Linked DNA regions of Homo sapiens: region 1 is linked to region 2. A link is an interaction called in ENCODE POLR2A ChIA-PET data of the cell type or tissue named here. Cell type or tissue: Panc1. All regions are shown on one strand. Links, peaks and the distances in the headings refer to the core of each region. The heading gives the core; the rest is flanking DNA. Region 1 holds the start of LOC107986419 (a long non-coding RNA gene). Region 2 overlaps ADAMTS6 (ADAM metallopeptidase with thrombospondin type 1 motif 6).

The links. ChIA-PET counts read pairs that join two places held together with the same protein. Peaks named below come from ENCODE experiments on the same cell type or tissue, not always from the same donor. Only the 100,000 strongest peaks of a DNase experiment are listed, where the experiment ranks them.
Region 1: POLR2A ChIA-PET joins it to region 2 with 10 read pairs; 2 of 35 experiments call an interaction of 5 or more read pairs at or near these places.

What each region holds. Positions count from the first base shown.
Region 1 is chr5:65,047,127-65,064,032 of GRCh38, reverse strand. LOC107986419 (a long non-coding RNA gene) reads right to left here and starts at 7,833. Exons shown (of 3, transcript XR_001742682.2): 1 at 7,704-7,833. RefSeq lists an enhancer at 13,478-13,617. In Panc1, for the core only: no CTCF peak of the experiment used is centred there; no DNase peak of the experiment used is centred there.
Region 2 is chr5:65,226,631-65,243,536 of GRCh38, reverse strand. It overlaps ADAMTS6 (ADAM metallopeptidase with thrombospondin type 1 motif 6), which reads left to right. Exons shown (of 25, transcript NM_197941.4): 15 at 1,331-1,433. Among named protein-coding and RNA genes, the nearest start is that of ADAMTS6, 250 kb to the left of the region's middle. In Panc1, for the core only: no CTCF peak of the experiment used is centred there; no DNase peak of the experiment used is centred there.

The DNA of each region.
Region 1 (16,906 bases), core at 2,871-10,870, 170 kb after region 2:
AAAATACCATATAATATCCATTTAACCACGATAAAATATCAGACAAGTCCAAATGTAGGCATGTTATACAAAATAACTGAACAGTACTCTTTAAAAGAGTCAAGGTCGGCTGGGCGTGGTGGCTCACGCTTGTAATCCCAGCATTTTGGGAGGCTGAGGCGGGTGGATCACTTGAGGTCAGGAGTTTGAGACCAGCCTGACCAACATAGTGAAACCCCATCTCTACTAAAAACACAAAAATTAGCCAGGCATGGTGGCACGTGCCTGTAATCCCAGCTACTCAGGAGGCTGAGGCAGGAGAATTGCTTGAACCCAGGAGGTGGAGGTTGCAGTGAGCAGAGATCATGCCACTGCTCTCCAGCCTGAGTGACAGAGTGAGACTCTGTCTCAAAAAAAAAAAAAAAAAAAAGAGTTAAGATCATGAAAAATAATTAATGACTGAGAAATGATTACAGATTGAAGGAAATTAAAAAGCTGTGACAATTAAATGCAACATGGGAACCCAGATTGGATACTATTAAAACAGAAAAAAGATATTAGTGGAAAAACTGTTGAAATTTGAATAAAGACTGTAGTGTAGTTAATAGTATTGTACCAGTGTTATTTTCCTGGTTTTGATCATTGTACTATGGTTACATAAGATGTTAACAAGGGAAGATAGTTTAAGGAAATGGAGGAATGTTCTGTTTCATTTTTCCAACTTGTCTGTAAGTCTTAAATTATTCCAACAGAAAAAGTTAAAGAAAATTAAGTTTATGGCTTTTCGGTCCGTACCCTAAGGATGTGGCTGCCCTCATGTCTGGTCTTTCTAGGTAAGCAGAGAGATGCTGGAGAAGGAGATAGGGCCACCCTATAGGGTCTAACTGTGCGAAAGGCTTTGAACTTTCCTTTGAGATCCAGTGAAGGGGTAGGCAGGGTAAGTGGGGGAAGAAGAGAAACCAGACATGTTTGTTTTCGGCAAAAAGAGACAAAAAAACAGAATAAATACTGTGTTAGGCCTGGATTCAGGCAAACACCCAGTTACTTTCAATTATTCATCCTGTTCTCCAAACAGAATTGACCATGAGTGACTTCATGACTCACAAGGGTGTTAGCATATTGTAACGTCTGGCTGGGAAGATTGCTCAAATCCCAAAGGATTTGACTCGAGGAGCCTTGCAGCATTCTGCTTTTTCCTGCCACGCCTACAGCTCAGGCACAGTTGTAGAGTGGATTTGAAGTTTATATGCCTGAAAGGTAGGTTGTATGTGCATTATATCTGACCTTCCCTGTTTGGAATGATTCCAGAACAAAGAATGCAGCTGGATTGAGATACCAACCGGCAGTGAGTGAGGATATGCCTGGAATAGACCTAATAGGAATGAGGAGAGAGACTCCCACAGCCAACTCTGTGGAGGGAGGACAGGGGAGCATTACAGGTTCCATCACACTGAAGTTCCAGAGGGTGTTGCAGACCAGTTGGAGATGGTGACTGGGGCGTGCTAATTATAAAATTATGTATTAAATATTAGCATTGGGGAAATTGCAAAAGAGGTTTCTAAAGAAGACAGAGGAGTCCCTGAAGCTAGGGAATCTATGCCCCTGACCAGAGAAGAGGTGAATTACTGAAAAAGATACACCCTTTAACCTCCCTACTGTCCCATGGGGAACAGGTCAATAATCAGGGAGAGGCTCTTAATCCCTGGAGGCCAGGGTATGATCACCTCCCTACCTCTAACCTACCTCATTGCCTGACCTGGCAGGAAACTGTGCACGTCCACCCTCTGTTCTCAGAAACTCTGAAATCTTGCAGTCCAATACCCTAAGGCTCTAATGCTACAAAATGCTACTATTAATGGTAGCTGTCAGTTTCTAAATGCTTACCTCATACTAGGCTCTTTATATAACTGTTTCTAATTCATTCAACAACTCTTCAAAGTAGTCATTATCATCCTTATGTTTTACAGAAGATTTTATTGGTGAGGAAATAAATGTTTAGCTTTTCTGAGATCACACAACTAGTGAGTGGCTAAGCCAAGATTTGAACCCAGATCTGATTTCCTATTGAGTCACAGAACTTTCCAATGAACATGTTGCCTCTCCTATCTCCAGTGAACCCCAGGGTCCAGGAGGAAGTACACCTTGGGGAAACATTAGCCACTCTGGGAATGCTGTGACTGTGGGCACAGAGCAGCCTTCCAGGAGTAACCCCAGCTACTCAGAAGGCTGCTCTGTGCGCACGGCCATTTCTTGAAACCTGTGTGAAATTTCAAGAAATTTCACTGGGGTTGGAAAATTAGCAGCCTGTGTCTCCTCAGGCCAGATTCGGTGGCCTGGTGCTGCTACAGGCAGTCAACGGTAACTGAGGTCTGTGGAGTGTGAGGGGGAAGGGCATGAAGTCACGAGGGGCACACCTGGGCTCCTGATGGTGGAAAATCACAAGGATGTTTTGTCAGCGTTTGCCTGCAGCTACATTTCTGGCTGAAATTTTGGATGGCTTTACCAAGCCTCAAAGGCAGAAAGAAAAAATCATGTTGAGAGAGACAGGCGCTTTGACGGGAAACAAGGTCTGGGTGCTAGCTGGCTCTTTGCCATGAACTTAACACATGAAGAGGAGCAGAGAAGCTTCCTTGTTACCATCAGACTGTCATCAAATTGCCCTGGGCATCCTACAGAGAGAAAGGTAGCCAGGCCTCCAACCTGAACAAACCCTTTGATGCAGCATTACAGAGGAGTGCAGGACCACAAAAGACTGTGTAACGACCTACCACATTGATAAAATAGATCCACTATGAACTATTTTCCTAATGAGGCAAGAGCATTTCATGTGTTGGAGACATTTTTAAAAGCCAGCATTTCCTAGAAAAAGTGAGTGAGAAAAAAAGAAAAGTCAACTTCACACCGTGTTGTGAAGAGGGAGTAAAGTCTGAACTCCAAAGCACCATTTATAAGATCAGCCCCTGCCTTTTCCTTGTTCTATCTCCCATTGTTCTCCTCTGCAACCTTTGTTCCATCCACACTGTTCTCCTGCTGTTGTGCTGTTGCATATCTGTCCTCTCTCCCAGCATAGCCCCTGCCTCATTCCTCTCCCTGCTCCCATCAGCTGAGTAGCTCCTACTTGTCTTTCACAACCGAGGTCAGTACCTCTCCCCTGGAAGGTCTTCCCTGCCGACCTGAGCTTAGGCAGGAGCCATCCCATGTGCACCCAGTGGATTCTTCTGTCAAACCCTTACCATTCTGCTTATTTAGCTCCTCAAAAGCAGGGACTGAATTTTATTATCATTCTCTAGCTCTTAATGTCCTAGGCTTCAGGGATACTTGGTGAACAAGAAAGTCAGGCCATCTGGCTGTGAACTAGACATCTCTACATGGATGTCTCACTGGCTCCTCATACTAAATTAACCTGTGCCTTTACCTGGCATCTTTATCATTCAACCTTATCAACCATCTTTGACTCTTTTCTCTCTCCCCCACCTCCTTTATTTAATCATCCACTAAATCCTGTGTATTTAAATAACAATCAGACTTAGAGCTTAATATGCTTTAGGCATTATGAAAAGTCCTATATAGGTATATGTTAACTCATTTCAGCCTCACAACAACCCAAAAGGTGGAGTCTCTCATAGTATACAGATGAGGAAATTGAAGCAAAAGAAGGTGAGTAATTTGCCTGAAGTCACACAGCTTAAAAGCGATGGAGCTAGGATTGGAACCCAGGCAGTCTGGATTCAAAGCCCTACCTCCTAAATATTTCTCAGTCCCACAGGCCGCCGTTACCTCATTCCTCCTGCAATCCATTCCCCATAATGTAACCAGAGCAATTTTTCCAAATAAACTCTCCTTAAAAACTTCCACTGCTCCCTAACATACTCTAAACAGAATTCCAATAACTTTAGACACTGATAAGCCCTTTTCCTGTCTGCTCTTGCCCACCTTCCAGCCTTGACTCTTGCGACCCTTCCTCTCAAAGCCTGAGCTGTTCTGCAGTTGGTTTCTGTGTGTGAAACATTGTAGACTCATTCTCCCTGCTAGCCTTCAGCCTCATCTTAGATGTGACTTACATCAGGAAGCCCTCTGTATGAGTCTGTTCTCACACTGCTATAAATAACTACCTGAGACTGGGTATTTATGAAGAAAGAGGTTTAATTGACTCACAATTCCACAGACTGTACAGGAAGCATGGCTGAAAGGCCTCAGGAAACACAAAATCATGGCAGAGCTCAAGTGCCTAGAGTGCAGCAAGGCTGTGCAGGGCAGCATGGCCACAGGCCTGGCCCATGAAACCTTTCAGTCCTCCTAGGCCTCCGGGCCGGTGATGGGAGGGGCTGCCACACAAAGATCTCTGAAATGCCTTGGAGGCCTCTTCTCCATTGTCTTGGCTATCAGCACTTGGCTCCTTTTCACTTATGCAAATTTCTGCAGCCTGCTTGAATTTCTCTCCTGAAAATGGGCTTTTCTTTTCTACCACATGGCCAGGCTGCAAATTTCCCAAAGTTTTATGCTCTGTTTTCCCTTTGAATATAAGTTCTAGGCTGACTGTGATGGTTCATGCCTGTTATCCCAGCACTTTGGGAGGCCGAGGCGAGTGTATCACTTGAGGTCAGGAGTTTGAGTTAGTCAGCCTGACCAACATGGTGAAACCCCATCTCTACTAAAAATACAAAAATTAGCCAGGTGTGATGGCAGGCACCTGTAATCCCAGCTACTCAGGAGGCTGAGACAGGAGAACCACTTGAACCTGGGAGGTGGAGGTTGCAATGAGCAGAGATTGTTCCACTGCACTGCAGTCTGGGCAAGAGTGAGACTCTTTCTCAAAAAAAAATATATATAAATATAAATATAAGCTCCAAATTTAGGTCATTTTTTTTGCTCACGTAATATGTTGTTAGTAGCAGCCAGGCTACATCTTGAATGCTTTACTGCTTAGAAATTTCTTCTACCAGATATCCTAAATCATCATGTTCAAGTTCAAAGTTCCACAGATCCCTAAGGCAGGAGCACAATGCAGCCAAGTTCTTTGCTAGGATATGATAGAAGTGACTTTTGCTCCAGTTCCCAATACATTTTTCATTTCCACCTGAGACCTTCTCAGCCTGGACTTCACTGTCTACATTTCTATCAGCATTTTGGTCACAAACATTTAGCAAGTTTCTAGGATGTTCCAAACTTTTTCATCTTCCTGTCTTCTTCTAAGTTTTTACAGTCTTCCAAACTCTGCCTGTTACCTAATCTCAAAGCTGCTTCCCTTCCACATTTTCAGGTATCTTTATAGCTCTACCCCACTTCTGAGACAAAATCTCTGTTTTAGTCAGTTCTTGCTGTGCTATAAAAAAATACCTGAGACTGGATAATTTATAAAGAGAAGAAATTTAATTGACTCACAGTTCCACAGGCTATAGAGGAAGCATGATTCTGACATTTGCTTGGCTTCTGAGGAGGCCTCAGGAAACTTACAGTCATGGTGGAAGGCAAAGGGAATTGAGGCATCTCACATGGTGGGAGCGGGAGCAAGAAAGAAGGGGGCAGTGCTACACACTTTCAAAAAATCAGATCTCATGAGAATTCACTCACTATCATGAGAACGGCATCAAGGAAATGGTGCTAAACCATTCATGTGAAACCACCCCATGATCCAATCATTCCCCAACTAGGTCCCACCTCCAACATTGGGGATTACAATTGAAAATGAGATTTAGGAGGGGACACAGATACAAAGTATATTAGCCATTCTTCAGACCCCATTGGTGGCAGCAGTGGACTGAGTAAGCTTATCTTTGTGTTCTAGGGTGGTATATGCTGGTGTATGTTGGTAGTTATCAGTAGGCCAATTTTTGGGCCTCCAGATAGCTTTCATGGATGCTGGTAGTGACCACAGTGGGCTGGGAAGGTGAACAGTTTCTTGGGACCCTCTACCATCATGAAAACACATGAAAATATAAAATTTACTGGTAAAGCAATCACACAAAACAGGAAGGGAAAGGACTCAAATTGTATCACTACCGAAATTCACCTAACCACAAAAACAATCAATAAAACAAATGGAGAAGAACAAAGAATATATAAAACAACCAGAAAACAATGAATAATATTACAGAAACATGAATTAAAATTTCCACTGAAAACATGTTGAATGAATGAGATCATGTCCTTTACAGGAACATGGATGGAGCTAGAGGCCATTATCCTTAGCAAACTAGCACAGGAGCAGAAAACAAAATACTGCATGTTTTCACTTATAAGTGGGAGCTAAATGATGAGAACACATGGACACATAGAGGGGAACAACAAACACTGCAGCCTACTGGAGGAGGTAGGGTGGAAGGAGGGAGGGATCAGGAAAAATAACTAATGGGAACTAGACTTAATACCTGGGTGATGAAATAATCTGTACAACAAACACCTGTGACATGAGTTTACCTATATAACAAATATGCACACATAGCCCTTAAATTAAAAGTTATAGAACACAAACAAAAACATGTAGAATGGCTAAATGAAAAATTTTTTTAAAACCCACATGATCTAATTATATGCTGCTTACAAGTAACTCACCTTACTAGTAAAGACACAATTAGAGTGAAAGTAAAGAAATGAAAAAAAAAATTCCGTGTAAACAGAAACCAAAAAGGACCAGGAATAGCTACACTTATATCAGATAAACAGACTTTATATCAATAACAGTAAAAAAAAAAAAAAAAAAAAGAAAGACAAAGAAGGTCATTATATCATGATAAATTAAAGGGATCAATCCAGCAAGAGGATACAATTCTAAACATATATGCACCCAACACCAGAGCACCCAGATTCATAAAGCAAATATTGCTAGATCTAAATAGGGAGATTGACTGCGATGCAATAATAGTGGGGAACTTCTACAGTATATCGCACTCTCAGCATTAGATTGATCATAAACAGAAAATCAACAAAGAAACATTGGATTTAAACTGCATTTTAGACCAAAATGAACCTAACAGACATTTACAGAAATTTCTATCCAACAACTGCAGAATATACATTCTTTTCATCAGCACATAGAACATTCTCCAAGATACACCATATGTTAGGCCACAAAGCAAGTCTCAACAATTTTTAAATATCAAAATCATATCAAATATCTCCTCAGATCATAATGGAGTAGAACTAGAAATCAATACCAAGAGGAGCTTTGGAAACTATACAAATACATGGAAATTAAACAACATACTACTGAATGACCACTGATTCAACAAAGAAATTAAGATGAAAATCAAAAAAGGTCTTAAAATGACTGAAAATGGAAACAACACACAAAAACCTGTGGGTTACAAAAACAGTGCTAAGAGGGAAGTTTATAGCAATAAATGCCTACATCAGAAAAGGAGAAAGATTACAAATTAACAGTCTAACAATGCACCTCAAGCAGCCAGAAAAGCAAGAACAAACCCAACCCCAAATTAGCAGAAGAAAAGAAATAATAAAGATCAGAGCAGAGCTAAATGAAATAGGGACTAATAAAACAATACATAAGATCAATGAAACAAAAATTGGTTCTTTGAAAATATAAACAAAATTGATACACCATAGCTAGATAACCAAGAAAGCAAAAGACATAAGCAAAACCACAAATGAAAAAGGAAACATTACAACTGATATCACAGAAACACAAAAGATCATCAGAAACTGTTAGGCACAACTACAAGCTGACAAAGTAGAAAACCTAGCAGAAATGCATAAATATAACCTACCAAGATTGAGTCAGGAAGGAATAGAAAACTGGAACAAAACAATAACTAGTAGCAAGTTTGAAGTGATAATAAAAAGTCTCCCAGAAAGAAAAGTCCAGGACTGGATGGATTCACAGCTGAATTCTACCAAATGTACAAAGAAGTACTAATACTTATCCTCCTGGAACCATTCCAGAGGAGGGAATGTTCCCTAACTCATTCTATGTGGCCAACAGCAGCCTAATACCAAAACCACACAAGGACAAAACAGAAAAGAAAACCACAGGCCAATATCCACAATGAACACAAAAACAAAAATCCTCACCAAAACACTAACAAACCAAATGTAGCAGCACATCGAAAAGATAATAGAGTACAATCAAGTGAGATTTATAATAGGGATGCAAGGGATGGTTCAACATATGCAAATCAACAAACATGATACATCACATCAACAGAATCAAGAAAAAACACTGTGTGATCATAGAAGCAGAAAAATCATTTGATAAAATTCAATAGAAGCAGAAAAGTTATTTGATAGAATTCAACATTTCTTCATAATGAAAACTCTGAACAAACTAGGAATAGAAGAAACATACCTCAAAATAATAAAGGACATATATGACAAACTCACAGCTAATGTCTTTATGAATGGAGAAGAGGTGAAAACCTTTCCTTTAGGAACTGAGGCTGGGCACGGTGGCTCATGCCTGTAATCCCAGCACTTTGGGAGGCTGAGGAGGGTGGATCACAACGTCAGGAGTTTGAGACCAGCCTGACCAACATGGTAAATCCCATCTCTACTAAAAATACAAAATTATCTGTGTGTGGTGGTACATGCCTGTAATCCCAGCTACTCGGGAGGCTGAAGTGGGAGAATTGCTTGAACCCAGGAGGCAGGGGTTGCAGTGAGCCAAGATTGCACCATTGCACTCCCGCCTGGGCAACAGGAGCAAAAACTCTGTCTCAAAAAAAAAAAAGAACTGAAACAAGACAAAGATGCCCACTTTCACCATTCCTATTCAACATTGCACTGGAAGTTCTGCCAGAGTAATAAGGCAAGAGAAAGAAATAACAGGCGTCCAAATTGGAAAAGAGGAAGTCAAATTGTTCCTCTTTGTGATATGATCTTCTACCTAAAAAAAAAAAACTAAAGACTCCATCAAAAAACTATTAGCTTTCATAAGTGAATTCAGTAAAGTTACAGGGTACAAAATCAATGTACAAAACCCAGTAGTGTTTCTATACACCAGTAATTATCTAGCTGAGAAAAAAATCAAGAAGGCAATACAATTTACAATAGGCACAAAAGGTAAAATACTTAGTGATGAATTTAACCAAGGAGGTGAAAGATCTCTATAAGGAAAACTGTAAGACACTGATGAAAGAAATGAAAGAGGACACCAACAAATGGAATACATCCCATGCTCATGGATTGGAAGAATAAATAGCATTAAAATGATCATATCACCCAAAGCAATCTACAGAGTCAGTGCGATCCCTATCAAAATATCAATGTCATTCTTCACAAAATCAGAAAAAAAAAATCCTAAAATTCATATGAAACCCAAAAAGGACCCAAATAGCCAAAGCAATCCTAAGCAAAAAGAACAAAGCTGGATACATTACATCACTTGACTTCAAAATATATTACAAGGCACCAGGTGTGATGGCTCACACCTACAATCTCAGCACTTTGTGAGGCCAAGGCAGGAGGATTGCTTGAGCTCAGGAGTTTCAGACCTGCCTGGGCAACATAGTGATACTTCATCTCTACTTAAAAAAAAAAAAAAAAAAAAAGCAGCTGGGTGTGGTGTGGTGGCACATGCCTGTAGTCCCAGCTACTTGGGAGGCTGAGGTGGGAGGATCACTTGAGCCCAAAAGATTGAGACTACACTCCAGCCTGGATGACAGAGTGAGACCTTGTCTCCAAAAAAAAAAAAAAAAAAAAAAAAAATTACAAGGCTATAGTATTGTAGTATTGGTATAAAAATATATAGACCAATGGAACAGAATTGAGAATCCAGAAATAAAGCCACATACTTATAGCCAACTGATCTTCAAAAAAGCTGCCAAAAACATACATTGGGTAAAGGGCACCCTCCTGAAAAAACTGTGCTGGGAAAATTGGATATTCATATGCAGAAGAATGAAACTGGACCCCTATCTCAGCATTTACAAAAATCAACTCAAAATGAATTAAAGACTTAAACATAAGACCCAAAACTATTAAAATACTAGAAGAAAACCTAGGGAAAACTCTCCTAGTCATTGGTCTAGGCAAACAATTTATGACTAAGTCCTCAAAAGCACAGGCAACAAAACAAAAATAGACAAATGGAACTTAATTAAACAAAAAACCTTCTGCACAATAAAGAAATAATCAACAGAGAAAAGATAACCTGTTGAATGGGAGAAAATATTTGCAAATTATTCATTTATTAGGGGACTAATATCCAGAATTTACAAGAACTCTAGCAATTCAACAGGAAAAACAACAACCAACAACAAATAATCCCCTTAAAAATAGGCAAAGGATATAAGTAGACATTTCTCCAAAGAAAACATACAGACGGCCAACAGGTATGTGAAAAAAATGCTCAACATCACTAATAATCAGAGAAATGAAAATTAATACCACAATGAGATATTACTTTACCCTAATGGCTATTATGAAATAAAAAATAACAGATGTTTGGTGAGGATACAGAGAAAAGGGAATTCTTATACACTGTTGGTGGGAATATAAACTAGTACAGCCACTGTAGAAAACAGTATAGAATTTTCTCAGAAAACCAAAATAGAATTACCATTAGACCCAGCCATCCCACTCTTGGAATCTACCCAAATGAAAAGAACTCACTATATCTAAGGGATACCTGCACTTGCACGTTTATTGCAGCACTATTCACAATAGCAAAACTATGGAATTAATGTAAGTGTCCATCAAAAAAAGAATGAGTAAAGAAAGTATGGTGTGTGTGTATATATATATATACATATATATATACACATATATATACACATATATATGCATATATACATATATATGCATATATATGTATGTATATATGTATGTGTGTATATATACATATACACACACAATGGAATATTGTTTAGCCATAATAAAGAATGAAATCATGTCATGTGCAGCAGGATAGATGGAACTGGGGGTTATTATGTTACGTGAAATAAGCCAGGCACAAAAAGACAGATAAGACATTTTTTCACTCCTATGTAGGAGCTAAAAAATTTGATCACATGGAGGTAGGGAGTGAAAAGATAGACAACAGAGACCAGGAAGGGTGATTTGGCAGGGGGGTGAAGAGAAGTGGGTTAAAGGGTACAAACATATAGTAAAGTAGAAAGAATAAATTCAGTGTTTGATAGCACAGCAGGATGACTATAGCTAACAAAAATATATTGCACTTGGGTGATGGACATCCTTGATACTCTGACTTGATCAGTATGCATTATATACATGTAACAAAATTTCACATGTATCCCATAAGTTTGTACCAAGAAAAACACTGAATTGCCACTGTATTAATAGATCAGCATAGAAAGAAAGAAATAGTGTTGGGACAATTGGATACCCACATAGAGAAACCTAAAGTTAGGTCTCTCTTTACACCATACACAAACACCATGTCTAAGTGGAGTTAAGACTTAAATATGAAAGGCAAAGATATAATACTTTTAGAAGATAAATTAGGACAATATATTTATGATATTCTAATGTAAAGAAGGAATTCTTTAAGCAAGATATAAAAACCTAAACCATAAAATAAAAATGGGAAAATCTAATTCTGTTAGATGTCTGCTATTGAAAGACATTATCTAGAGAATAAAAAGAGAAATCAAAAAGATGAAGACAATATTTCAACAGATATACAAACAACTAGTATCCAGAGTATATTAAAAATTCCTATAATTCTATAAGAAAAAACATGCATTCCAATAGAAAAATGATCAAAAGTAGGCATTTAATGAAAGAGGGTTCAACTTCATTAGTGCTCATCTTTTCTAGTAATCAGGGAAATACATAGTAAAATTATAATTTCATGCCTACTGAATAGGCAAAAATTTAATTATGAGAAATCCAAATGTTAGCAAGGATGTGGAGTAATGAGATCTCTAACTCATTGTTAGCGGGAATATAATCTGGTGTAAGCATTTTCAAAAACACTTTGGCATTACCTAGTAAAATTAATACATGCCTATCTGAAATCCATCCCTTATCCCTCCAAGTATGTAGCTTAAAGAAATCGCATATGTGTGTTAAAAATCATGTATAAGAATGCTCTAGCAGTATTATGCATAACAGCTATGATTGGTAACTCTTCAAATGTCCATGAAAAGTAGAATAGGTAAATTTGGTATATTTATATAATGGAATATTACACAGCAGAAAAAAGGTACAAATGACTACAACATGTATCAACATGGATGACTCTCAAAAACATGGATGAATGATGATCAACAGAAATAAACTACTAAAACTCAGGCAGTATGCTTTCATTTATATTAAGAACAAAAACTAGCCAAACTAAGTATTAAATTCTAAGAGATACAGGCATACTTAGTAAACTGTAAAGAAAAGCAGGGGTATGATTAATACAAAATTCAGATGCTGTTTCTCTTGCAGGGAGGAGAGGGCACTATAATTTGAGAGAGGTACACAGAGGTCTTTAAGGTACTGGTAATGTTCTGTTTCTTATCCTGGGTAATTGCTGCACATTTCATTATTTTTTTTAATACTCTCCAGATAACATTTATTCATTTTTATATATGATATATTCCCCCAATTAAATGAAAAGTCAGCTTTGTAATATTGTGGCCAAGACTGAATGACACAAGACATATAAAGTGCCAAGCATCTAAGAAGTGCTCAATATGAAGTGTCTAAATTTAAAAAATAGAATAAAATAATGTTTACCTCAGACCAGTACTAGAGTTGGGACAGGAGGGCACAGAGGGGTGGGCTGGAGACACCAAGACATATTCTCATGGGGCCCCACATGGGATACAGAGACTCAGACATTGGCTGGAGTTCATCCAACTCTTGAGGAATCTGCCAAGTGAAGCAAGCAGATGCATTCCAGAGGATGGCATGTTTACAACCTCTTGGCCTGACACCGCTGCCATAAAGGCAGCCAGCCCAAATCCCTTTCTTCTTAGGTACTAATGAGCCCGAGGACATTATATTCTTCATGGGAGAAAATACTGTTTTTTAAAAGAAGATGAACTGCTTCACTGTGTCCCCTCCCCATCCATCAGCCCTGCAGAAACTTAGCAGGAAGTGATGCGGCCACTAGGCATAGCTCATTCACCTCACCCCTGCCCACGGGTCTCAAACACACTGGCTGAAAGCCATGCCTCACTGGTGGCTCTCAAGGTCTCTTAACAAACCTTAACTGAGCACCTGATAAGTGCAGGACATTTTGCTAGACACATGACGTTATGGGTTGAATTGTGTCCCCCCAAAAGTTGTTGAGGTCCTAATCCCCAGTACCTGTGAATGTGACCGTATTTGGAAAGATCTTTGCAGATGACCACAGTAAGACGAGGTCGTTAGGGTGAGCCCTAATATAAATGGTGTACCTATAAAAATGGAAAGTTTGGACACAGAGACAAGCACATGGGGAGAATGCCACAGGAAGATTAGAGGTATGGTGCCACAAGTCAAAGAACTTGCAGAAGGTAAGAGACAGCCTGCTACAGATGGAATGTTTGTATCACCACAAAATTCATATGCTGAAATCCTAACTCCCAATGTGATGGTATTAGGAGGTGGGGCCTTTGGGAGGTATTAGATCATGAGGGCAAAGCCATCACAAATGGGATCTGAGCCCTTATAAAAGGGATCTCAGAGAGCTCCCTCACCCCTTTTGCCATGTAAGGACACAGGAAGAAAATGAGCATCTGTGAAACAGAAAGTGAGCCCTCACTGGCCACCAAATTTGTGAGCACCTTGGTCTTAGATTTCCCTGCCTCCAAAACTGTGAGAAACACATTTCTGCTGTTCATAAACCACTCAGCCTATAGCATTTTGTTATAGCAGCCTGAGTGGACTAAGACAGAAACCTGAGACAGATCCTCCCATCATACCTTCAGAGGGAGTGTGGCCCTGCTCACACCTTGATCTGAGACTTCCTGAACTGAGAGACCATAAATTTCTGTTGCTTAAGACACCCAGTTTGTGGCACTTTATTTTGGCAACCCTCAGAAACTGATACAAATGGGCAAAGACACAGAAAAAATACGACTTCCTGCCCCCAAGGAGCTTACTGTTTCCTAAGGCCTGGAAAGAAACAGCTGTATGTCAAACAGAATGAAATAAGTAAAATAACAAAAAGTAAAGGAAGCACTCTGGCTGTGCAGGCTAGAGAATTCATAATTCTCACTATAGAGTATAATATGACACTTTACAATTATTGATTTTTCTTTCACATATTCATTTATTCACAGGGGACTGTAGAATGTATTGGTTAAGTGGTTAAGAATACATTGGCTTTGAAGTCAAATAAATCCAAGTTCAAATTTTAGCTCAGTTGGTTTCTAGTCATGTGATACCAGGAATGTTATATATTTTCATTAGGGCTCATTTTCTCCATTTATAAGATGAGGATAATCATTCCTATCTTGCGGAATCATTATATGCATTAAGTAACATAATGTGTTGGAATATATAGTCATATATATACATATATAGCTTAATACAGTTCATAACACATAATAAGTATTCCATAAATGGAGCTGCTGCTGCCAGGAGCAGCAGCATCACTATTCATCCAATACAAGGTGATTGTGTCTGCCTTTGAGCCAGATGCCGTGCTCAGGATACAAAAACAAGGCAATGGGCCAGGTTCAATGGCTCACACCTGTAATCCCAGGAGTTTGGGAGGCCGAGGTGTGCAGATCACTTGAGGTCAGGAGTTGGAGACCAGCCTGGCCAACATGGCAAAACCCATCTCTACTAAGAATATAAAATATTAGCTGGACATGGTGGCACACGCCTGTAATCCCAGCTACTCAGGAGGCTGAGGCAGGAGAATCTCTTGAACCCGGGAGGTGGAGGTTGCAGTGAGCTGAGATCATGCCACTGCACTCCAGGCTGGGTGACAGAGTGAGACTCCATCTCAAAACAAAATAAAAAACAAACAAACCATCAAAAAAACAAGGCAATGGTTTTTGCCTCCACAGAGCTTACAGTCTAGTTCCTTCCTGTACTGAAGACAGATGTGGAAGCTAACCATTATTTTAAAAATAGAATACATACAGAGAGAAGTGTCAACCTAGTTGGAGGTTTCACATCTTGAGTGAAGGATTAGGGTAGATGCAGAGAAGAGGTGATGCTTGAGATGAGTTTTGAAGGCTGAGTAAGAGTTTGTTGAGGAAAGGGCCATTCCAAGGAGCAGGAAGGAGTATGAACAAGGGAACAGAAGCCAGAGAGTGTGGGCAACACTTGCAGAGGGCAAATAATTTGGTGCAGCAGAAGCACAGGATCGTGAGAGAGGAGAGGATCCTGGAAAGATGGGCCAGGGTCACATTGTAAGAAGCTTTATATGCCAATTTGAGTAAGTTTGACTTCATCTATTGGCAATGAAGAGCTTTTAAGGGACTTTTGTTTTACAATAATGTGTGGTAAGGAAGGGAGTGACATGGTAAGATTTGCTTTTGGACATACTGCTCTAGCATTGGTGTGGAGGGGAGAAAAGAGGCAGAGGAACCAGATAGGAGGTGGTCACCACATTAGTCAAGATGACAAACTATAAAGACTAGAACTGAGTCAGTGGTGGGGGCATGGGTGGACTTGGTAAATAGAAGATAGTGTCAGTTGACATCTGTGATGCTTTGTAACTGCTGGGTATTTCTTGAACACCCTTTCTATCATTAGGGAATTTCCCAATTACAGTCCGTCCTCCTCAAGGAAGAAGTGAGAAACTCATTTTCTCACCCCTGGCAGGAGGGTGCAAGTGTGTGACCTGAGCTCTGCCCATCAGACACCATCAGGACTTTGATTTGGAAGAGAAGGATGTGAAGAAGATATTGCATGGAATTCATTCTGAACAAGGATGGTAGTGAGACACTACCATCCTTGTGAGTGTGAGTTTTGAGGCACAATAGTCTTAGCAGTCACTTTTCACCCCAGAGTTGGCATGCAGTCTGTGGCAGCAGCAGGATTTCTGCTGGATAGCCTGGCAGGGTGACTTCGGCATTGTTCCTCTCTGGAAAGTATCCAAGTCAGGCCCTTGGACTTTCCTGAAGATTCTACATGCTACCTAATAAATTAATACATTTCTTTTTTTTTCTTAAGTTAGCTAGAATGACTTTTGTTTTCTGCAACTTAGAACATGATCTGATACAAGTAGAAATGATGGCATTTGGAGATAAACTGGGAGTAAGGAAGAGGGTGAAATTTAGAACATCCATATCTTTCTCAGGTACCTAGGTGCATGATAGCGCTGCTAAGTAAGCTTGGGAATGAGTGGGAAAGAGCAGCTTAGGAGAGAGAATGGGAGCAGCTTAGGGGAGAGCGTGGGAAAACTCAGTTTTCGAAATACTGAGTTTGAATTTCTTTGGGAACATATGAGTCAAAGGTGGTGAAAAATACGAACCTTGATATCTGCAAGGAGGGCTAAAATCAGATTTTGGACTTGTCAGAATATATTTACCTATTAATTAACATTAATTGAGTACTTATAATGGTCCAGACACTGAGGAAACAACAGTAAGACAAGATCCCTGCTTACATAAAACTTACGATCTAATGGGATAAATCAGAAATAAGTAAACAATTTAAAAGAATGATCTGGAGAGTGATAAGTGCTACCAAACAAACAAGCGGAGCCGAATAAAGAGATAAAGGGTGATGGTTAAAACAGCTGTTTTAGAAAGAGTGTCCATGGGAATCCCTCTCTGAGGAGGTGACATTTAAACAGAATTAGGGAGTGAGCCCTGCCAAGTTTTGAGGACATGGGAAAACATTCTAAGCAAAGGGAACAGCAAATGCAAAGAGAAAAATAAGCTGAGGGTGTTTAAGGAAGAGCAAGAAGGCTAATGTGGCCAGAGTGGAGTAAGAGGATAGTGGTAGAAGATAATCTTGGAGAAGTGGGCAGGGACCGGATGACACAGAGTCTATATAGTTGATTAGCATGAGAAATTTTCATTTCATTCTAAGTGTCGTAAGAAGCCATAAGGGGGCTCTGAGCAGGAACAGA
Region 2 (16,906 bases), core at 7,381-15,380:
GCATTGGAATGTCATATTTTAATGTGCTAAAAACATTTTAAAATGCAGGGCTCATAACAGAGTGTGAACCTGCTGCCACTATTTTCAGAATCTGAGGCTTTGGACTTGATGTGGTGAAAATTGAACCGTATTATATACGAAGTAATGATGACCATGCAAATATTTGCACATTGTGGTCTATTGTTACTGCATATTCTTCAAAGTGACCATTTACAATGTACTGTCCTCAGAAAACTATATAAAGCAAACACAGAGATCTAAGGGAGGGTAGTAAAAAGCCTCAAAACAATCTCTGAGTGTGCCTGTAACATACTTGTTATTTATTCCCAATTCAGAATTTTCTCTAGTGACATATTCTTTTTTTCCATATTTTAGGAGAATATTTTCTGTCAGTCTTTCAAAATCAATATTTTTAGTTTTTAAGTACTACAGCTGTTGAACTTCACAAGATAAGTCAAATTAAGTCACATCACTCAAACACTATGAGCTTTATAATTCTTTGTGAACTTAAAGGTTGAGTTTAGGATGACCCTGTGGTATATAGAATCTAGAGCTAGCTGGATTGGCAGGATTTTTCTCTTTAAAAAACTTCAGAAGCATTTCTGAATAGAAGGAACATTTCCAACTTTTAAAAACAGATAATCCTTTTTTCACCCTCTTAACATCCCTCTCCACACCTCAAACAAATGTACATGTTTTGGGCCATTTTGTATTTTATTTTCTGTGATGTTAATAAATTAAATGTAAATCATAATAAGTCCAAATCCCTTTAATTTCAAGATGTTTATACTTGAGGTCTAGCATTTTGCCTACTTTATTCCTCATTTAAAGTATGGTTTTTGTCAAGGCTAAACAGTAAATAGCTATAGTAGTAGGAGTCCAAACCACAATTAATAGTGCTGAATGTTGTTACAAACCTGCTTCTTGATTTTTTAAAATAAAGATCAGGGAGTAGCTATGGCAACTGGACCTCAAAAACTGTTAACACAAAGGATTTTGTGTTTTAATTTCTTCATCTAGGTTTTATGTGTCTTTATAAGGAGATACCTGATGGACTACAAAGAGGATTATGACATGTATCCAACTGTAAATTTATAGGGAAATTGTGTAACGCTTTGTTTAAATTACTTCAGTTATATCTTCTATAGTTAAGATTATAATTCACACACTTCAATCTGAATACGGATTGTAAAACAGTAAAGCAAATGCCAGAATTATAGCCACAGAATAAGGTAGTGAGTTAATTTGATGGAGTTCATTTTAGGGACATTGTCCCTTGCTTTTGGTATTTTCCAACAATGGTACCATTTATGATTTTATTTTATTTTAGCCATGCCCTTTGGGTTCCCGAGATTTTCGAGAGAAACAGTGTGCAGACTTTGACAATATGCCTTTCCGAGGAAAGTATTATAACTGGAAACCCTATACTGGAGGTAATGTATAACCTGACAGAGCATTCATGCTTGAGCACTTTGCAAATATCAAAGAATATACAAATATATACAAACACATGCATACATTCATGTACATACTAGTTAAAATTAGTGTTTGCCAACAAAAGCAGGGAAATGCTTATAGTACTATAAAGGCTTCATGGTTTATTTGCCCTGTAATAAGGTTTATATATTAGTACAAATGATCAGAAATCATTTCTTAAAACCTAATTATGTTTAACAAGGTATAAAATTCCTTGAAAGGATATCTAGACATCAAAACCATGTAGTATTTTTTGAGTTCTGCTTGAGGCTTCCTTAGGGTATATGTAAGTTACATTATAATCTTTAAATGTTTGCAATTATCACCCTAAAACAAGTTATAAGAATATAAATCAGGAAACTCTGTGTCGTTGCTTAGTCAAAGGCCAAGATTATTGTTATTCTTTTTCAGAGTTAGAAAACATTTTTGCTCTTTAATTTGGGCATGTATCAGGCACTGATTGTTCAATAAGTAGAAGTATTTTACACTCCCAAAATATAAATTACATTTTGCTGAAAATTTCTCTTGGAGGCCAGGCATAGTGGCTTATTCCTGTAATCCCAGCACTTTGGGAGGCCGAGGCAGGTGGATCACCTGAGGTCAGGAGTTCGAGACTAGCCTGGCCAGCATGGCAAAACACCGTCTCTACTAAAAATACAAAAATTAGCCGGGCATGGTGGCATGTGCCTGTAGTCCCAGCTACTTGGGAGACTAAGGCAGGAGAATCACTTGAACCCAGGAGGCGGAGGTTGCAGAGAGCCAAGATCACGCCACTGCACTCCAACCTAGGCGACAGAGTGAGACTCCATCTCAAAAAAAAAAAAAAAAAAAAAGGAAATATACTCTTAAGATAAGTTTACTGTTTGCTTGCTTTTCCAGTATCTTATATTAACAGAATTTTATAGTGACAACTTTATATTTACCACCAAGATTCTACCATTAACGTTTTACTATACTTTCTTCATACATGTCTGTTCTTCTCCCTATCCATTTATTAATCCATCGTACTTTTTGATGTATTTCAAAGTAAATTGCAGTCATTAATGTACTTTCCTCTAAGTACTTCAGCATGGTAACATTATCCACAGTTCAATTATTTGTTTACTTTTTTCTGTTAAGGCAAGATTATGTACAGTGACATGCAAAATTTTAACTATGCTTTCTCTGGTTTTTGACCAATGCACATACTTAAAAAATCCTATTGAGATACAGAACATTGGCTTTACCTCCAAAATTCCTCTAATCTTTGCCTTAGTCAGTTTGGACTGTAATTACAAGTTACCATAGACTGGAGATCTTAAAATAGAAATTTATTTCTCGGTACTGGGGGCTGGAAATCCAAGATCAAAGTGTCAGCATGGTTAGAGTCTGGTGAGGGCCCTCTTCTGGGTTGTGAACTGTTGTTTTCTCATTGTATCCTCATGTGGCAGAAAGCGTGGGGAAAAGAGCTCTCTGGGATCCTTCTTATAAGGCTACTATTCCCATTCGGAGGGCTCCACTGTCATGACCTAGTTACCTTCCAAAGGCCTCATCTTCAAATTGGGGATTAAGATTTCAACATACGGGTTTTGGGGGGACACAAACATTCAGTCCATAAAAGTCATTATAGTCCTTTGCAGTCAATAGTTGCCTCTCCCTACTCCTCCTAAGAGACAACCATCATTCTGACTTTTTTTCTCACCATAGTTTAGTTTTGCCTGTTCCAGAACTTCATATTCTATTGTAAATCTTCTTTAAGCCTAATGTTTTTGAGATCTATCTACATTGCTGTATATAGAAGTGGTTCACTCTAGCCAAGCGCAGTAGCAGACACCTGTAAGCCCAGCTACTTGGGAGGCTGAGGCGGGAGAATCACTTGGGTCTAGGAGTTCTCTTAAAAAAAAAAAAGTTTATTCTTTTTTATTGCTGAGCAGTATTCCATCATAATAACCAGTTTTTCCATTCTGCTGTGATGGACACCTGGGTTGTTTCTAGTTTTTAGCTGTTATGAGTAAACTGCTATGAACATTTGTGTACTATCATTTTGTGAGCATATGTTTTCATTTTCCTTGAGTAAATACTTAGGAGTAGAATTGCTGGGCAATAGATTACATGTGAATTTAGTTTAGTTTTAAAAGAAACTGCCAGATGTTTTTCCAAAGTGATTGTAGCGTATTTCACTCTCACCGACAATGTCTGAGGGTTCTATTTGTTGTGCATCCTTGTCAATATTTGGTCTTTTCAGTCTTCTTCTGGTGGGAGTAGAGTGGTATTTCAGTGAAATTTCCGTTTCCATTTTCTCATGATAATGTTAAGCACGTTTTCATATATTTATTGGCCATTATATATCTCCTTTTGTACTGTCTATTCAAATCTTTTGCCTATTTTTAATTGGGTTGTTTTACCTTCTCAAGTGGTAGTCATTTATAAGTTTTACAAATGTTTTGTCACATTCTGTGGCTTTCCCATTGCTTTTTAAATGGTGTTTTTATCCATATAAGCTTTTAATTTTTCTGTTTTTAATTCCAATTTTTAAATAATTTTTCTTTCTGGTCATTGTGTTTTGTGTCCTAAGGAATCTTTGCCTACCTCAACTTAAGAAAATATTTTCATATGTTTTCTTCCAAAAGTCTTATTGTTTAGTCCTTACATTTACATCTATGATCTATCTCAAAATAATTTTTGGTATGATTTGTATCTGTAGTATATTTATGGATTTTCTGTTTTGTTTTGTTGATCTGTCAGTCCTGTGCCAGTACTACACTGACTTGATTACTATAACTAGAGTATAGTCATGAACACAGTTTTTTTTTTTTTTATACATTAAGTTCTAGGGTGCATGTGCACAATGTACAGGTTTGTTACATATGTATACGTGTGCCATGTTGGTGTGCTGCACCCATTGACTCGCCATTTACATTAGGTATATCTCCTAATGCTATCTCTCCCCCCTCCCCCTACCCCACAACAGTCTCCGGTGTGTGATGTTCCCCTCCCTGTGTCCAAGTGTTCTCATTGTTCAATTCCCACCTATGAGTGAGAATATGCGGGAACACAGGTAGTTTAAGTTCCATTAACTTTGATGTTTTTTATAAGAGTTCTTCCAATATGCTAACTGATTTGCATTTTCATGTAAATTTTTGCATCAGTTGTTAATGTCCGCAGAAAAACCTGCTGGACTTATGAATGGTGTTATGTTGAATCTATAGATCAATTGAGGGAAAAACTGAGTATTAAACCCTATTGAATTTTACAATTTTTGAACATGGTATATCCCTCAATTTATTTATGTCTTTAATTTCTCCCAGCTATGTTTTTCCTTTAAGTGTAAGGTCCTGCATGTACTTTACTAAATCGATTCCTGAGTGATTTATGGTTTTGACACTATTGTTAATAAAACTTTTGAAAATTCCATTGACATTTGTATATTAACTTTGTATTCTGTGACCTTTCTAAATTCCCATATTCCTTTTTTTTTTTTTGAGACAGGGTCTGGTTCTGTTGTCCAGGCTGGAGAGCAGTGGCGCAATCTCGGCTCACTGAAACCTCCACCTCCTGGGCTCAAGCGATCCTTCCACCTCAGCCTCCTGAGTAGCTGAGACTACAGGCGCACACTGTCATGTCCAGCTAGTTGTATTTTTTGTAGACACAGGGTTTCACCATGTTGCCCAGGTTGGTCTCCAACTCCTGGACTCAAGTGATCCACATGACTCGACCTCCCAAAGTGTTGGAATTACACATCCAGCCTAAATTCCCATATTCTAATTGTTTTACAGATGCTCAGAATTTTTTTGTTAAACAGTCATGTTGTCCTGAAATAGAGACAATCTATTTGAATCTTTATGCCTTTTATTACATTTTCTTGCCTTAATGCACTGGATTGGGCCTAGAGTATAATTTGTACATGTATTGATTGTATTTTTTATTCTTTATCCTATTAATATGCTGAGTGACCTGATAGATTTGACAATCTCAAACCAAGATTTTTTTTTTTTTGAGAGAGAGTCTTGCTCTGTTGCCAAGGCTGGAGTGCAGTGGTGTGATCACAGCACACTGCAGCCTCAACCTCCTGGGCTCAAGCATCCTCCCACCTCAGCCTCCTGAGTAGCTGGGACTGCAGGTGTGTGCCACCATGCCTGGCTAATTTTTGTATTTTTTGTAGAGATGGGGTTTTGTCATGTTGCCCAGGCTGGTCTCCAATGCCTGGGGTCAAGCAATCCACCCATCTCAGCCTCCCAAAGTGCTGGGATTACAGGCGTGAGCCAACAGGCCCAACCTCAAACCAAGCTTATATTTCTAGGATAAACCCCATGTGATCATGATGTATTTTTTTATGTGTTATTGTATTTAACTTAATTGATAATGTTTTATTGTGGATATTTGCATCTGTGTTTAAATTTGTAAATATTTTTCTTGTAATTTGTAAATATTCTTCTTATGATGTCTTTGCTAAGTTTTGGTATCAGATGCATTCTGGTTTCCCAAAATAGAATCTTTATTTATTTTTAAAAGAATTTTAGGATTGGTGTTATCTCTTCCTTAGAATAGATTTCACTAGTAAAACCAGCCAGGCTTGATATTTTCTTTGTGAAAACCTGTTATTAAAAATTTAACTCCCTTAAGAGAAAAGGGCTATATGGTTGTTTTATTTTATTTTATTTTCTTGTGGAGTTTTCTTTTTTTTTTTTTTTTTTGAGACAAGGTCTCCCTCTGTCGCCCAGGCTGCACTGCAGTGGCCCAATCATATCTCACTGCAGGCTCAATCTCCTGAGCTCAAGAGATCCTCCCTCCTCAGCCTCCTGAGTAGCTAGGCACCACGCTGGGCAAATTAATTTTTAATTTTTATTTTTATTAGAGACTACATCTTCCTATGTTGTCTAGGCTGTTCTCAAACTCCTAAGCTCAAGGGATTCTTCAATCTCAGCCTGCCAAAGTACTGGGATTATAGGTGTGAGCCACCATGCCTGGCCTTATTTCAGTTTTTTATTTTGTGTCTTTAAGAAATTTATGTTATATCCATGTGGTCCAGTTTATTGACATAAAATTGATCATAACATTCTCTTGTTATGCCGTTTAATATTAATATTTATAAAATATGTAGTGATGTATGCTTTCATTTCTGGTATTGATAATTTGTGTTTTCACTGTTTTTCTTGGTCAGTCTTGTTTGGGATTTATCAATTTTATTAATATTTTCAAAGAACCAAATTTTGGCTTTGGTACTCTTTTCTGTAATTTGTCTTTTTTCTAGCTTATTAATTTTTGCTCTTATAGTTATTATTTTCTTATCTATTTTCAGTTTCTTTCGCTCTTTTACATTTCCAAAATTTGATGTTATATTTTATAGCTTTTAGTTCAAACTATTTTATTTACATTGTGAGTTCTTTGACCTCTGGGTTACTTAGAACTGTTTTGTTTTAATTTCCAAATATTTGAAATTTTCTAGAATTTCTTGTTGTTCATATATAATTTAATTGCATTAAGATTAGAGAATGGGCCAGGTGTGGTGGCTCATGCCTGTAATCTCAGCACTTTGGGAGGCCAAGTTGGGAGGATTTCCTGAGCCCAGGAGTTGGAGACCACCCTGGGCAACATAGTGAGACCTTGTCTATACGAAAAATAAAAAATTAGCTGGGTGTGGTACCACATGCCTGTAGTCTCAGCTACTCAGGAGGTTGAGGTGGGAGGATCACTTGAGCTCGAGAAGTGGAGGCTACAGTGAGCTATGATCACACCACTGTAGAGTGAGATCCTGTCTTAGAAAAAAAGAAAGAAAAAGATTAGAGAATACTCTTTTCTTGGTGAATGTTCTGTGTATACTTGGAAAGTAATGTTTTCTGCAGTTATTGGCTACATAGTGTTCTATAGATATCTATGAGATCAACTTGGTTGAGAATGTTGTTTTCAATCTTTTATATTCTTTCTGATTTTTTTCTACTCTCATTCTATCAATTATTGAGAGTGCTGTGTTAAAATCTCCAACTATTATATGGCTTTGCTTTCATTTTTAAAAAGATTTTGCTTCATGTATTTGAATCTTTTTTATTAGGTGCATATACCTTTGGGATTGTTTTGCCATAGTATAGGAGAAGAAGAAGTGTCTGAAATAATTTACAGACTTAATAATTGCCATCTACATAATTTCATGCAAAGTGAATTAATCCTAAATTCATACTAAGCATTAACTTAAGGTAATTGGTTAATATGACCTTTCATTTAGAAAATCATTTTAAATTCTTTCTGGAATTAACAACTGTATTAGTCAGGGTTCTCTAGAGGGACAGAACTGATGGAATATATATAAAGGGAAGTTTATTAAGTATTAGTTCACACGATCACAAGGTCCCACAATAGGCCATCTACAGGCTGAGGAGCAAGGAGAGCCAGTCTGAGTTTCAAAATTGAAGAATTTGGAGTCAAATGTTCGAGGGCAGGAAGCATCCAGCATGGGAGAAAGATAGTCTGGGAGGCTAGGCCAGTCTCTCTTTTCACATTTTTCTGCCTGCTTATATTCTAGCCTAGCTAGCAGCTGATTAGATTGTGCCCAACCAGATTAAGGGTGGGTCTGCCTTTCCCAGGCCACTGACTCAAATGTTAATCTCCTTTAGCAATACCCTCACAGACACGCCCAGGATCTACACTTTGTATCCTTCAATCCAATCAAGTTGACACTCTGTATTAACCATCACAACAGCCTTACCTTTCTTTCCCCAGTTTCACTGAGATATAATTGACAAATAAAAATTGTATATAGTTAAGGTGTACAATGTAATGTTTTGATATACATATATGCTGTGAAATGATTACCATAATCAAGCTAATTAATGTATCCGTCACCTCACATATTTACCTTTTTTGTGTGTATGATGTGAATACCTAAGATCTACTCTCTTAACAAATTTAAAGTATACTATACATTATTCTTAACTATACTATATTAGATCTCTAGAACTGATCCCTCTTATAACTGAAAGCTTGTACCCTTTGAGCAACATCTCCCTATTTCCACCCAATCCCTGATAAGCTCTCTCTGTTTCTATGAGTTTGACTTTTTTAGATTCCACATATAAGTGAGATCATACAGTATTTGTATCTGGCTTATTTCACTTAGCATTATGTGCCCCAGGATTTCTTTATTTCTTTCTTATTTAAGATGGAATGATATTTCATTACATATGTCTATATAAAACAATTTTCTTATCCATTCATCTGTTGACAGACACTTGGGTTGTTTCCATATCTTGACTAATGTGAATAATGCTTCAATGAACATGGGAGTGTAGGTATCTCTTCAAGATAGTGATTTCATGTCCTTTGGATATATACCCAGAAGTGGGATTGCTGGATCATATGGTTATTCTATTTTTAATTTTTGGAGAAGGCTGCATACTGTTTTCCATAATGGCACTGCCAGTTTACATTCCCACCAATAATGTATATAAGAGTTTTCTTTTCTCCACATCCTTACCTACACTTGTGATCTTGTGACTTTTTTGTAATAGCCATCCTAACATGTGTGAGGTAATATCTCATGGTGGTTTTTATTTGCATTTCCCTGATGATTAGTGATTTTGCACACCTTTTCATGTACCTGTTGCCATTTGTATCTCTTCTTTGGGAAAAAAAAAAGTCTATTCACATTATTTGCCTATTTTTTAATTAGATTTTTTTTTTTTTTACTATTGAGTTGTATGAGTTCCTTATATGTTTTGGGTATTTTCTCCTATTCTGTGGATTGCCTTTTCATTTTGTTGATTGTTTCCTTTGCTGTCCAGAAACTTTTTAGTTTGACATAGTCTCGCTTGTTTATTTTGGCATTTTTTGTCTGTGCTTTTGGTGTCATATCCAAAAAATCGTTGCCAAGACCATTGTGCTGGAGCTTTGCCCTTATGTTTTCTTCTAGTAGTCTTACGTTTAATTCTTTAATCCCATTTCAGTTGATTTTTGTGTATGGTATAAGTATCCAATTTCTTTTTCTTTCTTTATTCTTTTTTTTTTTTTTTGCACGTGACCATCTATTTTCCCCAGCATCACTTATTGAAGAGACTGCCCTCTCCTCACTCTATTTTCTTGGTACCTTTGTCAAAGATTAGTTGACTATATATGCATGGGCTTATTTTCAGGCTTAATATTTGTCCCATTGCTCTACTTATCTGTTTTAATAAAGTACTATACTGTTCTGATTGCTACAGGTTAGTAATATAGTTCAAAATCAGGAAGTGTGATGCCTCTAGTTTTGTTGTTCTTGCTCAAGATTGCTGTGGCTATCTGGAGTCCTTTTTAGTTTCATATGAATTTTAGGATTGCTTTTTCTATTTTTGTGAAAAACGTCATTGGAATTTTCATAGAGATTGCATCAAATCCATGGATCACTTTGGGAAGTATGGACATTTTGACAATATTGATCTTTCCAATCCATGAACACGTGACATCTTTCCATTATTTGTGTCTTCTTCAATTTTTTTCATCAGTGTTATACCTAAGTATTTTTAGGCTATTGTAAATAAGATTGTTTTCTTAATTTCTATCTTATGTAATTAATTGTTAGTGTATAGAAATGGACTGATTTTTGTATGTTGATTTTTGTATCCGTATTTACTGAATTTTTGTATTAGTTTTAACAGTTTTTTGGTGGAGCCTTTAGGGTTTTCTATGTATAAGAATATGTTGTCAGCAAACAGAGACAATTTTTCTTCTTCCATTCCATCTTGCATGCCTTTTATTTCTTTTTCTTGCTTACTTCCTGTGACTAGGACTTCAGTACTATGTTGAATAGAAGTAGTGAGAATGGGCATCGTTACCTTGTTCCTGATCTTAGAGGAAAAAATGTCAGCCTTTCATCACTGAGTATGATGTTAGCTGTGGGCTTGTTGTATGGGACATTTATTGTGTTGAGGTATATTCTTTCTGTACTTAATTTTTATAATGAAAACATGTTGAATTTTGTCAGATGCTGTTTTTGCATCTATTGCAATGATCATTTGGATTTTGTCCTTCATTTTGTTAATATGGTGTATTACAGTGCCTGATTTGTGTATGTTGAACCATCCTTGCATCCTCAGGATAAACCCTACTTGATCATGATGAATGATCCTTTTAATTTTTGCCATTTAATTAATTTGCTAGTATTTTGTTGAAAACTTTTGCATCCATGTTCATCAGGGATATTGGCTTATAATTTTCTTTTCTGTTAGTATCTTTGTCTGGCTTGTTATTAGGGTAATGCTGCCCTCATAAAATGTATTTGGAGTATTCCCTTCTCTGCAATGTTTTTGAAAAAGTGTGAGAAAAATTGGTATTAATTCTTCTTTAAATGTTTGGTATAATTCACTGGTGAAGTATAAGGTATCGCACTTTTATTTGATGAGAGGTTTTTTTTTTTTTTACTGTTTCAACCTCTCTTCTTATTATTGTTCTGTTCAGATTTTCTATTTGTTCATGATTCAGTCTTTGTTTTATGTCTCTAGAACTTTATTCATTTCTTCTAGTTTATCTAACTTGTTGACATATAAGTGTTCATAGCAGTCTCATGGTCCTTTGCATTTCTGTGGTGTCTGTTGTAATGTCTCCTCTTCCATTTCTGATTTTTATTTGAGGCTTTTCTCTTTCTCTCCTAGTATAGCTAAAGGTATGTCAATTTTGTTTATCTTAAAAAAAATCAACTCAATTTTGTTTATCTTTTCAATTTATTTTATTTTCTCTATCTATTTCTGCCCTGAGCTTTGTTATTTCCTTCCTTCTTCTAACTTTGGGGTTAGGTTGTTCTTCCTTTTCTAGTTCCTTGAGATGTAAAGTTAAGTTGTTTGAAATCTTTCTCCTTTTTTCATGTTAGACATTTATTGCTATAATCCTTTTTCCTTGAAGTGCATCTCCAGCATCTCATAAGTTTTGGAATGCTGTGTTTCTATTTTTATTTGTCATAAGGTTTCTTGTTGGTTTGTTTTGTTGTTGTTGTTTGTTTGTTTGTTTTTCAGACAGAATCTCATTTAGTCATCCAGGCTGGAGGGCAGTGGTGCAATCTTGGCTGACTGCAACCTCCACTTCCCAGGGTCAAGTGATTCTCCTGCCTCAGCCTCCCGAGTAGCTGGGATTACAGACATGTACCACCATGACCAGCTAACTTTTTGTAGTTTTAGTAGAGACTAGGTTTCAACATGTTGGCCTGGCTGGTCTCGAACTCCTGACCTCAAGTGATCCACCTACCTCAGCCTCCCAAAGTGGTGAGATTACAGGTGTGAGCCACTGCACCTGGCCACAGGTCATAAGATACTTTTAGATTTAATTTTTTATTTCTTCTTTGGCCCATTGATGGTTCAGGAGCATGTTCTTTAATTTCCACATATTTGTGAATTTTCCAGTTTTCTTTTTGTAACTGATTTGTAGTTTTATACCATTGTGGTCAGAAAAATACTTGATATGATTTCAATCTTAAATGTGTTAAGACTTGTTTTGTGGCCTAACATGTATGTATCTTGGAAAATTTTCTGTGTGGGCTTGAAAAGACAGTATGTTTTGATGCTTCTGGATGGAATTTTTTGTATGTCTATTTATTCTATTTGCTCTAAAGTATAATTCAAGTGCATCTTTTTCTTATTGGTACCCTGTCTGGATGATCTATCCATTGTTGAAAGTAGACTACTGAAGTATCTTCCTATTGAATTGCTTTCTATTTCTCTCATTGTATTTTAATATTGCTTTATATATTTAGGTATTCCAATGTTGGGTGCATATTTACAATGGTAAATTGTACTGAATTCATGAATTGACTCCTTTATCATTATATAATGACTTTCTTTGTCTCTTATTACAGTTTTTGACTAATAGCCTATTTTGTCTGATATAAGTATAGCTCTCCCAGCTCTCTTTTGGTTTCTGTTTCCATGGAATATATTTTCCCATCACTTAACTTTTAGACTATGTGTGTTATTAAATCTGAAGTGAGTCACTTGTAGGCAATATAGAGTTGTCTTGTTTTTTTTTAAAAAAAATTCATTTTGTTTTTCATTGTAGAATTTAATCCATTTACATTTAAAGTAATTATTTTTCAATAATTACTTACTAGTTATATCTTGTCAATTGTTTTTGGCAGTTTTGTAGACTTTTTTTGTTCCTTTATTTTTCTTTGCTGTCTTCCTTTGTAATTTGATGATTTTCTGTAGTAGTATGCTTTGATTTCATATATATATGTATTTTATATATATTTCATATATATGTATTATATATATTTCATATATATGTATTATATATATATTTATACATATGTATTATATATATATTTCATACATATGTGTTATATATATATTTCATACATATGTGTTATATATATATTTCATACATATGTGTTATATATATATTTCATACATATGTGTTATATATATTTCATACATATGTGTTATATATATTTCATACATATGTGTTATATATATTTCATACATATGTGTTATATATATTTCATACATATGTGTTATATATATTTCATATATATCATGTATTATATATTTCATATATATCATGTATTATATATATTTCATATATATCATGTATTATATATATTTCATATATATCATGTATTATATATATTTCATATATATCATGTATTATATATATTTCATATATATCATGTATTATATATATTTCATATATATCATGTATTATATATATTTCATATATATCATGTATTATATATATTTCATATATATCATGTATTATATATATTTCATATATAATGTATTATATATATTTCATATATATAATGTATTATATATATTTCATATATATATATATATATATATATGCTTTAGGTATTTTGCTTTGTGATTACCATGAGGCTTATATAAAAATCTATAGTTATAATAGTCTGTTTTAAGCTATTAGCAACTTACCTTCAATCATATACAAAAATTTGACACTTTTACTCTTCTATTTTATATTTTTCATGTTACAGTCTACATCTTTTTATATCGTAGTCCATTCACAAATTAGTGTAGCTATCAGCCTCTTCTGGCCAGCAGGGATTCTGCTGAGAAATCTGCTGATAGACCTATGGAGTTCCCTTGTATGTTATGAATCTTTTTTCTCTTGCCTTCAAAATTCTTTGTCCTTGATTTTTGACAGTTTAATTATAATGTGTGTGTGAAGTCTTCATTGGGTTCAGCCTTATTAGAGATCTTTGAGCTTCATGTATTTGAATGTCCATATTGCTCTCTAGATTTGGGAATTTTTCAGCCATTATTTCTTTAAATAAGCCTATTCCACTTTCTTTTCCACCTAAGATTCCTATAATGTGAAAATGTAGTTATCTTGGTGATGTCCCATAAATCCTTTTTGTTCTTTTTTGCCTGACTGGAGATTTTTAAATGACCCCTCTTCAAGTTCATAAATTCTTTCTTCTGCTGGATCAAGTCTACTGTTGATGCTATTACATTTTTCATTTTATTCATTGTTTTCTTTACCTCCAGAATCTGTTTTTATTAATGATTTCTATCTATTGAACTTCTCACTTTGTTCATGTATTGTTTTTCTGATTTCATTAAGTTGTCTGTGTTCTCTTATAGCTCCCTCACCTTCCTTAAAACAATTATTTTGGATTCTTTTTCATGCCATTCATAGAGCTCCATGTCTTTGGGGTTGGTTATTGGAATATTACCATGTTTCTTTGGTGGTATCATGTTTTCTTGATTTTTCTTCTGGTTTCTTGAAGTACTGTGTTGCTGTCTTTGCATGTGGAGAACGCAGTCTTTACTAACTGGCTTCCAGAGAAAAATGTCTTTACCAAACAGCCCAGTTAAAGATTCTGAGGCTCTCTCAGACCTTTTCTATGGATGTCCCTACTCCACACCTCTTATTCTCTCTTGGGGAGGAATTCTTAAGAATGTATCCCTCTCTGAATTCCACAAAGCTGGACCAGGTGCTGAGAGCTGCCTGTTTGTTTTTTCTAGGGTGGTTCCCTAAATGCTCAAGTTGTATGACTTCTCCCAATCCTGCAAAGTTGTGTTGGCTGTCTGCATAAAATGCTTACTTTCAGTCCATAGGAGCATGCTTGGGCTGCTGGCCTACAGCAGTTGGGGGAGAATGGGGCATGCAGAGTTTTTGAGGCAACTGTTGACTAGTTATGAGGTGGCCCATAGGCAAAACATCTCAAATGGCTCATGAGTTGGCTTCCCAACAGAGTCCATGGAGTGGTTACTTGGGCCTATGGCCTCTCTTCTCTGCTCCCAGCCTCTTCCAACCACTCAGCCATGCTGATCACCTCAGTATTCTGGATGAGGCAAGAAAACAGTAGGACTCTTGGGCAGCGTCCCACACAGCTAGGGAAGCTTGGTGCTTACTCTCTATACTCTCACTTTCCCCTGTGGGAGAATCAAAGGCTGGGGAGGGTGGCAGGGAGTCTCTCTTTTCACTGAGCTGTGCTGCCTTGAGGGAGGTGTGATACAGGTGAAATTAAACTGGTCTTAAACCTCTTCGATTTGTCTGTTTGGGGAATTTTTTTTTTTCTCCAATGGCATGCTGGAACTTTTCTGCTGGAGTCCCATAAAGGTACACTTGTCTATAAGTAGCTGTCAAAATTGATCCTTCTGCAGGGAGATGATAGTAGAAAGCTCCTCTTCCACCATCTTGCTGATGTCACTCTAGTGGTACCTTTTCTGAAAGCTCATTGTATCAGAAGAAGCTGAACACATCTTCAGCAGTAAACAAGAAACTTATTCCCATTTTCATCACTTAGTATAGTGGGCTAAGGAATATAACCATAGTATTTATATGTCCTGCCTATCAAATATTACGTTACATAATTAATGTTAAAATTGAATAAACAGAAGACTCAGCTTCTCTTTTTAAAGCCTAATGCACAAAATGCTATATTAAATTCCAAAGCATTATGATAAAAAAATGAGAGAAGAACTGTATTGGGTAATAATGAAAAAATTTCCAGTAAGATTCATGGACATTTTGGGTAATTTAATTCATGAGAATCATATAAAAATAAATACAAGTAGTTTTATTATCAGTTTGGGAAGAAATTATTTTATTTATTACTTGTTATTTCTATGCTCAGTATGGCAAAATTAATCATTAACCTAACGCTAAAAATCACATTATAAGTTAGATAGAAGTTCTATAGCCTAGAAACATTGAAAATGGAAGAAAACATAGACTCAGGCCAGAGGTCGTAAGTTGGCAATTTAGGGACCAATTTTTATCTACATACATATTTTAGCCTCCCACAGTATTTTTTGTAACAAAACTTTGAATCAATTGTTACATTTAAAAACAAGAAGAGTTTAGATGGAAAAAAAAATTAAGTTTTCATCTTCTCTTGAAAAAACAGACTGACAATATTGGACTATCTTCTTGCATAACAACATTCAACTGTAGCAGTCATCTCCTATACTGGAATGTGCTGTCTCTAATTTATCATTGACTCTACCACCCAGTCGATTTTCTTTTTCTTTGCTTACCGTCAACCTGCAGAAACATGATTTCTAAGAACTTCACTGAGATGTAGCCATGTCATTTCATCTTTCTGCTTTATTTCCTTTATTAGAAGTAGTCTTCTTTATTTCAAATAGAAGTTTTAGCAGCATAATTAGATATGGTCAAAGTGATGAAGTAGAATTACAAAAGAAAATATTTTAAGTCATGATTTCAGTCAATAATTACATACTTACAAATAGTAGCTTTATCTTGTGCTGCTTTTAATACAACAAGTCCACATTTATTGCTATTTTTCCAATATACTGTAGTTATGATATGTACTCTGTTTTTTAAAATTGCAGTTACCTAAGCCTATTTTTAACTTCAGCCTTAAAAAACACAAATTTCAATGACAAAATGAAAATGCTCAAATTGCTGTGTGTATTTATTCACAAACAAAATTAGTGTTTTAATTATTCAAATATAATACTATATTTTATATTTATCCTTGGCTAATTTCATAAGAATTAATCAAATTTAAAGCTATAATTAATTTTAGTTTTGATTTGCTAATCTCATAAAAATTTATATCCATGCTAAAGCCAAGTTCACAGACTATGATATGCTTAAGGCAGGTACAAATTTAGTTTTATTTTATAACTACCATATCCTTGCTTGATGTGGCAGAGTTTTTGTATCAGCTTCAGTAACATATGTAGCAGAAACTTCTGTTTGTTAGACAAGGTTATTTTATTTTCTTAGGTTTTTTTAAAAAATTGTTTTTCTTGGCCAGGCACGGTGGCTCACGCCTGTAATCCCAGCACTTTGGGAGGCCAAAGCAGGTGGATCACCTGAGGTCAGGAGTTCAAGGCCAGCCTGACTAACATGGTGAAACCCTGTCTCTACTAAAAATACAAAAATTAGATGGGCATAGTGGCAGGTGCCTGTAATCCCAGCTACTCAGGAGGCTGAGGCAGGAGAATCTCTACTCAGGAGGCAGAGGTTGCAGTGAGCTGACATGGCACCATTGCACTCCAGG